2 separate regions of the Homo sapiens genome follow, and region 1 is linked to region 2. A link is a contact called in ENCODE Hi-C data. All regions are on one chromosome and are shown on one strand. Each heading gives the region's core, a stretch centred on a gene start or an enhancer-like site at or near the end of the contact. The rest is flanking DNA. Distances are from core to core; before and after follow the strand shown.

The links. Hi-C counts contacts between places; a loop is a spot of excess contacts on that map. Pooled maps may share reads with other maps.
Region 1: a pooled map shows a loop between it and region 2 (8-fold over the local background). The contact joins the promoter of VPS13C-DT here to the promoter of RSL24D1 in region 2. A Hi-C loop is called at or near these places in 4 of 50 pooled maps.

What each region holds. Positions count from the first base shown.
Region 1 is chr15:62,058,203-62,063,164 of GRCh38, reverse strand. It overlaps VPS13C-DT (VPS13C divergent transcript), which reads right to left and starts at 2,662. Exons shown (of 2, transcript NR_135690.1): 1 at 2,322-2,662; 2 at 731-2,197. VPS13C (vacuolar protein sorting 13 homolog C) reads left to right here and starts at 2,718. Exons shown (of 85, transcript NM_020821.3): 1 at 2,718-2,890. The coding sequence starts at 2,791. RefSeq lists an enhancer at 2,407-2,456 and a silencer at 2,507-2,856.
Region 2 is chr15:55,195,590-55,200,303 of GRCh38, reverse strand. RSL24D1 (ribosomal L24 domain containing 1) reads left to right here and starts at 3,363. Exons shown (of 6, transcript NM_016304.3): 1 at 3,363-3,494. The coding sequence starts at 3,414. RefSeq lists enhancers at 3,399-3,558, 3,352-4,243.

The sequences.
Region 1 (4,962 bases), core at 1,413-3,912, 6.9 Mb before region 2:
GTTTTGTAATTTCCTTTGTTGTCATTCTCATTGTTCTTAAGCCAGAATGAAGGCAAGAACTATAATTAATTAGAATGCTCATTTTCTTTAACCTCTGTTATCCAAATTATTTCTGATATAATGCCATACATAAGGGTGCTAATGGTGTTTCTTGACATTGGTTATAGTTTGTTTTAAATTGGGACTGTATATTTCTGACTTGTTAAATAATGGAAGATTTGGGGCATTACTGAATGCACATAATCAATCCCTTAAAACATGCTGAAAATGGAAAATAGTAAAATTTAAAGCTTTTTATACTACATGATAATAGCATTTTTTTGTACCAAAAATGTAGAGCCAAATTTTCCACTCTGAGATTTATTTTTTCTGTCATGAACCTTTCAAAGTAAGATCTCTGAAAATGACTAATAGCCCAGTGTTGATTAAATTGTATAATTACCAGAAGAGAAAAGGGTGGCAGTGCTCAGAGAATCAAAGGAAATTAATATCTGCTGTGTGACTTTGGGTAAGTCACTTAACATTCCCGAGCTTAATTTTTCTGTAAAATGAGGACCATACTACTACCTGCATTAGCTACCTCACAGCTCTTTTGTGAGGAGTACACAAAAATGCCTACCTTCGCATAATAATGACATGAGGCCTTACAAAGTATAACTGAAACATAATAAAATTGAATGATGCATATGAAAGCACATTTACACATTATTCTTTCAAAATTACCAAGTTATACCATAGAACTGTAAGGAATTACTTTATTAGACAAAGCATTAGTGTTACTCACTTCTCCCAAGAGATTGTGCCTATTGCTCCACCTGCTTGACCAAGCTATGTTGCCTGTGCCATCTTTCCTATCATCTTATACTGTTATTCATACATCCTTGGATTGGCTTCTTTCTTAACTTTTTATGGTACATGCCTTATCTCAACCAGAACATATATTGCTTCTTTACATTCCTCTTGGAGCATAGTCAGTGTGAATGTAAAAAGGAAGCGGGATTGTTAGAGTGTATGACTAGAAAGAACGTGGAGAAAGTTTGAAGAGAGTGTTCTAAACACTGGGAAGTTATTGGATGTTTTTGAGCAGGTGACTAACCTAAGCTCACCTGTGCTTTGGGAAAACACATCCGGTGTTCATGAGAATAGACTGGAGGAAGGAATAACTGGAGGCTAGGAAGTGAATTTCAAGGAGATGGATGGCATGGTCCAGAAGAAAAACATGGAGAATTTAGGAAAGATGGCAAAAGCAAAATAGACAGGTTAGGCTGTTATTTGGTTGTGGATGGTGAAGAAATCCAAAGTACTTACTAGTATTTTGTCTTTGTGACCAGCTAGGAAAAACAGACGGTTAAGGATTTATCTTCTTAAAGAGGAATGGAGTGTGCAAAAGTGGGAGAGGAATGTGATCTTGATAGTACTAGTTAGTACTGACTGGGTCTTTCTTTGTACTTTTAATTTTATTTAATACACAACACCAATTGTAGCCATTTTGATTTTCTTTCTTCTCCAGCGGACTTTGAATTTAAGATTTTTCTTTGTGATCCTGTGCAAGCCTAGGTTGTTTAAGAAAAATACACGAATAGTTTCTCAGACACTTCCTCGTAGCAAAGCACTTATTAATGCTTGTGACTACAAATAATCAGCATTTCTTAGGTTTCTTCCTGTGTACTGTATCTCAACAACTTTTTGAAATATATTTTAGGAAAAAATTTCTAGTTCTCTAAAGAGGTGAATCTCAATGGGTGGTTAAATTTCACAAGGGTTGAAAGATCTTGTGGTATAAAAGCTCTGCTTTTAAGGTCGTGCTACATCAAAGACAGTTCAACGATAGCATGGAAGAAAGTGATATATAAATAACAAGTAACTCATACTTAAAAAGGCACTACTACGTTTTGTTTTTTATATCTGTAATGAGATAGGTAACTGGTTAGTGGCTAGTGAATTAAAAGCGAATCTTAGAGAAAGGGGAAAAGAACGCGTTTCCCACAAAACGCGTATATTCAGTTCTCATTCTATGATATCTGCCATTTGATGTGGTTCTGTTCCCCTCCTCCCACTTTCAAATTATTTGTCGCGCGCCAGTGGTCCCAGCTACTCGGGAGGCTGACACAGGAGGATCTCTTGAGTCCAGGATGTCAAGTCTGTAGTGAGCTATGATCCCGACACTGCATTCTACCCTTGGCAACAGAGCGAGACCCTGTCTCAAAACAAAACAAAACAGAAACAAAATAAAAAAACAATGTTTTCAAGAAGCAGAGACCAAGCCCCAGGCGGAGTCGAACTCTAGCAGGACAAGAACGCGGTCGGTCCCTTTCCCCCACCTGATCCACAGGTGCAGGGGTGGTTGCCTAGGTGACGCTCAGCGCATACTCCAGGCCAGGCGGCTCCGGACACCGCGATGCGGCCGGAGTTCAACAGCAGGTGACGGCGGGAAAGCAGAGCGGCCACATAGATGTCCCTGTACTCGGTAACTCTTGCCCTCCCTTGTTCTTCTCGAAGGTCCTTTTTTTTCTCGTGCACGGCTGACGAGACAGGCGCAAGCTAACTTCCCCCGCACTCCTCCGTCGGCCTCTAGAGGGCCAGGGCTGCGGCGCCTACAAAGCCTCGGGATCACAGCTGGGCCTCCTTAGCTACCGGCCGGGCGACAGCGCGCCTGCGCACCGGCGGGGTCACGCGCGCGGCGCGGGGGTGGGCCTGCGCCGGAGGGGCTGTCATTTGCAGCGCTGGTCGCAGCCCTCAGCTGCGCCGGGCGGTTCCGGCTCCTCCCTCTCCTTGTGCCTCAGCGCCACCATGGTGCTGGAGTCGGTGGTCGCGGACTTGCTGAACCGCTTCCTGGGGGACTATGTGGAGAACCTGAACAAGTCCCAGCTGAAGCTGGGCATCTGGGGCGGTAAGCGAGAGGGCGCGGCCAGTGGGCTGCGGGCGCTGAGGGCCCAGCCGAGGGCTGCTCCGTCCGGGATTCTGCCCGGGCCCTGCTCCCTGCGCCGCCTGAGACTCCCCATCCCGGTGCGGCAGGTGCTAGATGCGGGAGCCTCTGCCGCCCGCGGATTCTCGGGGTCCCAGTCCCGACTCCGGCTGGGGAGATGCGGCGGGATCCCGCCCGCGCTGCCAAAGTTCCCACCTTTCTCGTCCCCCGAGGCCAAGCCCTGGCCCTGCTGTCCCCGCCCTGCCCGTTTCTGTGGTCCTCTCGCTGCACTCAGGGTGGCCCCTTTGGCCCTACAGCATAAAAACAGAGCCCTTTCTGTTTCGGTATCGCGTGGAGTGAGCATGGTTGTCTGGTCATATACGCTCGAAGTGGCACTAAGAAAAAAGGAGGAAGTTGCATCTCGCAGTTATCTTCACTATCATTTTACAGGGAGCAAGAACTGGGTTCCTTCTCTTTAGGATTACCGGGTTTGGAGAGGAACGGGCAGGAGATCTTTAAGATAGGCGTGTGCTTAGGGATTCTTACTCTTAATGCTTTCAGCTCCTGTGAAAATGATTTCTTCCTTTAATATTTACTTTTCCGTCAATACGAAGAGGATTTTGAATTTTGTTTTGGAGCAATAGAGAGAAATTCAAGCCTCGACCAGCATCGTCATTAATTAGGTGTCTGCTTGGTTGCATGCTCAGGAATTTATGCCAACGTTTTTATCCTGGAGATTAAGTGTATAAAAGTATTCAGGAAATAGTGTACTTAAACATACACTCTTCAACGAGCTTAATCGTTTGCATGAATTACGTGTTAAGCTTTGAGGACTTTGGGACTTTCTCACTCCACAAAAGGTTTGGGAACTTTGTCAGCTTTGGAGGAAAATTCAAAAAACGACTCAAATGTATGGATCTGCTTTTAATTCAAGCAACAACAAATAGCTATAGACTTCCCCTGTCCACTAGGGTAACCACTAGCCACTGTAGCTGTGGAGCACTTGATATGAGGTTAGTGCTAATTGAGACTTGCTGTATGAATTAAAACATCGTTTTGAATAAGCATTACTCCTAATGAAGTAGGAGAAAAAAATAATACCTCAATAATTTTTATGTTGCTTATGTGTTGAAATAATATTTGAATATATTGGGTTAAATTAAATATAATATTAAAGTGTATTTCCCGTGTTTTTTAGTTTTACTTTTTTTCTTTTTAAACTTGGCTTCTAAAATTTATAATTACGTATATGGAACATATATTGGGCAATGCTGTTTATACCCTGAATTACGGAAGAGCCTGGTTGTTGTTGTTGTTGTTTTTTTTTTTTGGCTTGTCTTTTTGAGACAAGGACTTGCTCTGTTGCCAAGGCTGGAGTGCAGTGGCAAGATCGTAGCTCATTGCAGCCTCCAACTCCTGGGCTGAAGTGATCCTCCTGCCTCAGCCTCCCAAAGTGCTAGGATTACAGGTGTGAGCTATAGTGCCTGGCAAGAGCCTGTTTTTAATAGGTGGCTGATCATTTGATTGGTTCACTGTGGTTTGCCCAACAATACAATAGTCCCTTGGTATCTATGGGGGATTGGCTTCAGTACCCCTGACCATACCAAAATTGGAGGTTGCTCAAGTCCCTTAAATAAAATGGCCTAGTATTTGTATGTACCCTATGCATATCCTTCTGTATACTTTTGGTCATCTCTGGATTGCTTATAATACCCAATAAGTAAGTGCTATGTAAATAGTTGTTCTGTTGTTTTTTAATTTGCATTTTTTTATTGCTGAATTGATACTTTTTATTTTTTCCCCCCGAAATATTTTTGGTCTGCAGTTAGTTCAGTCCGTGAATATGGAGGGCCTACTGTACATTCTTTGTTTACATCCCCCCACCACACTCAATACAATGTAAAGGAAAGGTAAGTAAAGAAAGACACATTTAAGGAATTAAATGACCAGCATCTTCTGCAGAAATCAAGTATTTCTTCAGAATACTGGCAATATTCTTTCCAGTGATTCCTTATAGTTTGTAAACATTTGAAACTTGAAAACGCACCGGAGTAGCA
Region 2 (4,714 bases), core at 2,114-4,613:
TTCTTCATTCTTACCTCCAGTCATTAGCAAGGGCCAGCAGACCAAACAGCCAGCAGGATTTGGCATTTAAGAACCTCAAATAATATACTTATCAGAAGCAGACCATAAAGTCAAAGTGTTTAAGATAATCACAAACATGAAAGGAACTAAAAAATCCAGAAAAGAAGACAATATTAAAGATAACAGACTGGTTTGAATTAAAAAAAAAACAAAAAAACAAAAACTTCCAACAGTGAAAAATACAGCCATTGATATTCAAAACTTAATGGTTAGAGGTTAAATGACAGGTTTGACAGAGTTGAAGAGGAAATTCTAGAAGGCAGGTCAGAGGAAATTACCCATAATTCAGCAGACAGAGATAAGGAGAAAGTCCTGGAGGGGTTAAAAGACACAGAGGGAAGAAAAAAAGCTCCAACTTATATCTAGTAGGAATTCTATGAGGAGAAATTAGAGAAACTGAAGGAAGAGGCACTATATGAAAAGATAATAGCTGAGAATTTTCCAGTAATGATAAAAGACACATACCCTTAGATTTAGGAATCATAAATCCTAAGAAGGATAAATGGAATCATATTTCCAAGATTTCAGTTCAATCTTGTATTCCATTAAAATAGATGGAAAGAAAAAAACAATTTCTAAGGCTGGCTATACACACACTCATTCTAAAGTGAAGCACTGAATATGTTCATGGACTGAAGGGAACAAAGTCTCAGATGAAGCCTTAAGGTATGAAATTAAGAACACAGATAAATGATGTGGCCTCTGACATCAAAGGTAAGAGGGTAAACCTGGGTGTTCATGTATATGGGAAGGGTATAAAATTTCTTGGTGAAGTAGTAGGAACAAACAGAGTTGGGAAGGAACTGTGTAAAGTTTGCAAAGATTGGTGAGGCTCTTCCATAATTGTTGAGGAGGATAGGAGAGGAAGAGTAAAGAAAAGTAAAATAATTTTCAGTCTCTTGGTTGACAATAAAGTATTGGGCAGATGTTTATTACTAAAATTTCTGGTATGTGCCTTTGTTATTTAACATTACTCTGGAATTACTGGTCGAATGACTAGACAAGAAAAAGTATCCAATAAAAGGAAAAATGTGTGTATTTGAAGATTATAACTATACAAACTGATTCTAGAGTTAAAATGAAAAGATAAATGTTGAAGAATAGCCAGATAAAAAATGAATAAGAAGGACAAGGAAGGAAGGGTGATATGGTTTGGCTGTGTCCCCACCCAAATCTCATCTTGAATTATAGCTCCCATAATTCCTATGTGTTGTGGGAGGGACTTGGTGGGAGATAATTGAATCATGGGGCCAGTTTCCCCTACACTGTTCTCATGATAGTGCATAAGTCTCACGAGATCTGATTATTTTAAAGGGGTTTCGCCTTTCATTTGGTTTTCATTCTCTTTGCCTGCTGCCATCCATGTAAGACCTGACTTGCTCCTCCTCGGCTTCTGCTGTGATTGTGAGGTGTCCCCAGCCATAAAGAGTCCATTAAACCTCTTTCCTGTATAAATTGCCTAGTCTAGGGTATGTCTTTATCAGCAGCATGAAAACTAATAGAAAGGGAGAGGAGGTAAACCCAGTTATTCAAAAAATGACAATAATTTAAATATTTGGGCAGTGGCACATTAACAAATAAAACGATGGAACTGAGTCCAGAAATGGAGCCATAGATGTGACATTATGAGTGAGTGGGGGAAAGGATGCTTTATCAACATACAGCACTGAGGGAAAGACACTGGAGTCTTATGTCATTTATACTTAAATTCCAGACGAGTTGAAAATTCAAATGCAAAAAAATGAAACTACAAAACATAAGAGAAAACATTTTGAAAAACAATTTTGGAGTGAGAAGTGCAGTTTAAAGGAAAGTACCAAATCCAAAATCATAAAAAAATTGGATAAATCTGAATATATAAACAACATATTTCTGCATGGAAAAATACCATGAGCAAAGCTTAAAACATTGATAGGGAAATAATTTCTAAATGCATGTCAGCAAAGGACTAACCTTAACGTGTAAAGTGCTGTTGAAAATCAACGAAAGAATAGAAAACTGCGTAGGACCTGAACAGGCAATTCACAGAAAAAAGCTGAAAAACATTGTGAAAGATTCTTAACATCATTTGTAATTAAATTCAAGTTGAAATAATAATAAGATAAATTTTCATCTCAGGTTGGCAAAGATCACTTTTCACAGCGGGGTAGTGAAACAGACATCTTATTTGTTGATGCTGAGTGTTAATTGGTAAAAACTTTTGGAAGGCAATTTAGTATTATCTGCCAAATTTTAAAACTATTTATCTATATCCAGCTCCTCTGATCCAGCAGTTCTACATAAACCCTCTCCTGAAAAAGCGTACCAACAGATACTTATTATATCAAAAGATAAGAATGCCCATCGATTAGTGACCAATTAAAATACTTTCATACAATGGCATATATATATGAAAAAGAATGTTAAATACCCTTTTACAGTAAAATATGTATCAAATGCCTATTATGTGCCAGGGACTGTTCTAGATACTGGGATGTAGTTGTAAACCAAACGAACTGAAATCCCTGCCCCTCATGGAGCTCACATTCCAATGAAGGGATACAAGGTAACAGCAAGATGCAGAAAAGAGTAAATAGCATATTAACTAGTATTATAAAGAAGAGGACGTAGAGACAGGCAAACACACAAATATACATGTTTGCCTATGCACAGAAAAGCTCTGGCAGGTAATAAATGGAACTGTTTTGCCCCTGGGGAGGAAGACCGCAGGTCTAGGGAGGGAGTCGTAGTTTCCGGCGAAAATATTTGTTTACTACATATGCATATTAATTAAAATGGGGGGGAGGCGGATAACACGATTTTATATTTAAAAAAATTGCTGGTAAAGTCCTTGGAGCATCAGCAACTCAACCGTTTTCATTGCAATGTTCGAAGCAACGCTGGATTGCAGGGTCTTCGCCGCTTACACCCTGCAAATCACTGTGGGACGAGAATCGAGGGCTGGTCTAGGGCAGGCAGTAGACAAATGAGTTAAGAGAGTGCTCTCGAGAGCACTCCGAGGCAAAGCACAAACCAAAGATACATAATACTTGCATAAATGCCGACACACAGAGAGAAAAAACTAGGCGCTGTGAGAGCAAGTTCACAAGGTGGCGCAGAACCACATTTCCCCAAAGTAACAGCGAACAGGTCTAGTCTGCAGCTCTGCGCCTGCGTCAAACGGCAGCGCATTTGACCACACGGCCGCCGGAGGCACAGTCGTGTTCGCATCTGGTCTAACAGACCCGCGAGAACGAAGGACGCTTGCCTTTTTCCGGTCGGGGAAGGGGGAAGAAGGTAACTTCCGGTGACGGGGTTGCATCACTTCCTCTCAAGCTTGGCGTTTGTTTGGTGGGGTTACACGCGGGTTCAACATGCGTATCGAAAAGTGTTATTTCTGTTCGGGGCCCATCTATCCTGGACACGGCATGATGTTCGTCCGCAACGATTGCAAGGTAAGGCGGTCGACACCAGTTCTTGCTTCAGCCTAGCTCCCGCGGTTCCTGGGCGCGGCGGCTCGGTGCTGGGTGCTTCTGCGTCTGCCGTGTTTGGCCCGGGTTCCTCCCGTTGTTCCCCTGGGAGGGTGGCTTAACTGGGCCTCCGTTCTCAACGTTCCGCTTCGGGGGTTTCTCCTTGCCCGTCTTCCGAGCGGCGCTGGCCACCACGCCACCCTTGGGTGGCGTTGGCAGCGAGGAACTTCAGGAGCGATCCCAGCTAGCGCCTACCAGGAATCTTGGATGTCTGTGAGGGCTGTTTGGCCACTCATGTACTTGGGCCAAATTCTTGAATCCAGTAAACTTTGTTGAGTGTATACCCTGTCAGGCATTACACTAAGGTCCATACTAAAGTGTAGAGGTTGATGGAAGTGTTCCGTATTGCTTAATGGTAGAGTTATGTATTAAGTTACTGCAGGTGAGTTGGGGAGGGTCCTGTACGGAAAGACTCAGCATAGAGGTGATATTTATCTTGGATCCTGAATTTTGCGGAAGAAAGCGGAGGGGGCCTTCTAAGTGGAAGGAAAGTGAACATTTTGAGAAAAGGCAGAGAACGGAGCAAATACATTTGTTTGAGGAAGTGACTGGATTGTAAATGATGATAGAGCCTTGGGCGTAGGGCTACAAGTATAATAAGTCTGTAAACGTAAATAATAAATATGAGTCCTAGTTGTGAAAGACGTTTTGAATGGTACATGAATTTGTCCTGTCATTACAGAATGAATCCCGTTCCTCTCTTTCTCAGAGAAACACATTGTTTCTCAGAATTTGATCTCTTACGTTTGCTTCTGAATTACTGGGCGTTTACAGATTCCTGGTTTTCACCAGATCTATTGAGTTGGAATCTTTGGGGGAGGGGAAGAGGGTCTAAGAATCTGTATATTAAGGTGAATTTGACGTGCTAAATAATTACAAGTCTGACTTCTTCACCTTATATCTCTGTAACAGATCAAAGATATTGACCTCATTAATTAGATCCAAGGGATTCAGCTGAAAGTGACGGACCAAAGCCATGTTTGATAACGTAAAAGAACCTAGAAGATTTTGAATACTTGCTCTCAGGAACATGATAAGAAGTTTATAAAAATGAACCAAAAGATTGCCAGGTTGGGGTCTAATTCAGAGTAGGCAGTATGGTTTTATACATGATGTCGTTACGATTTTGTGATTTTCGTCCAGGA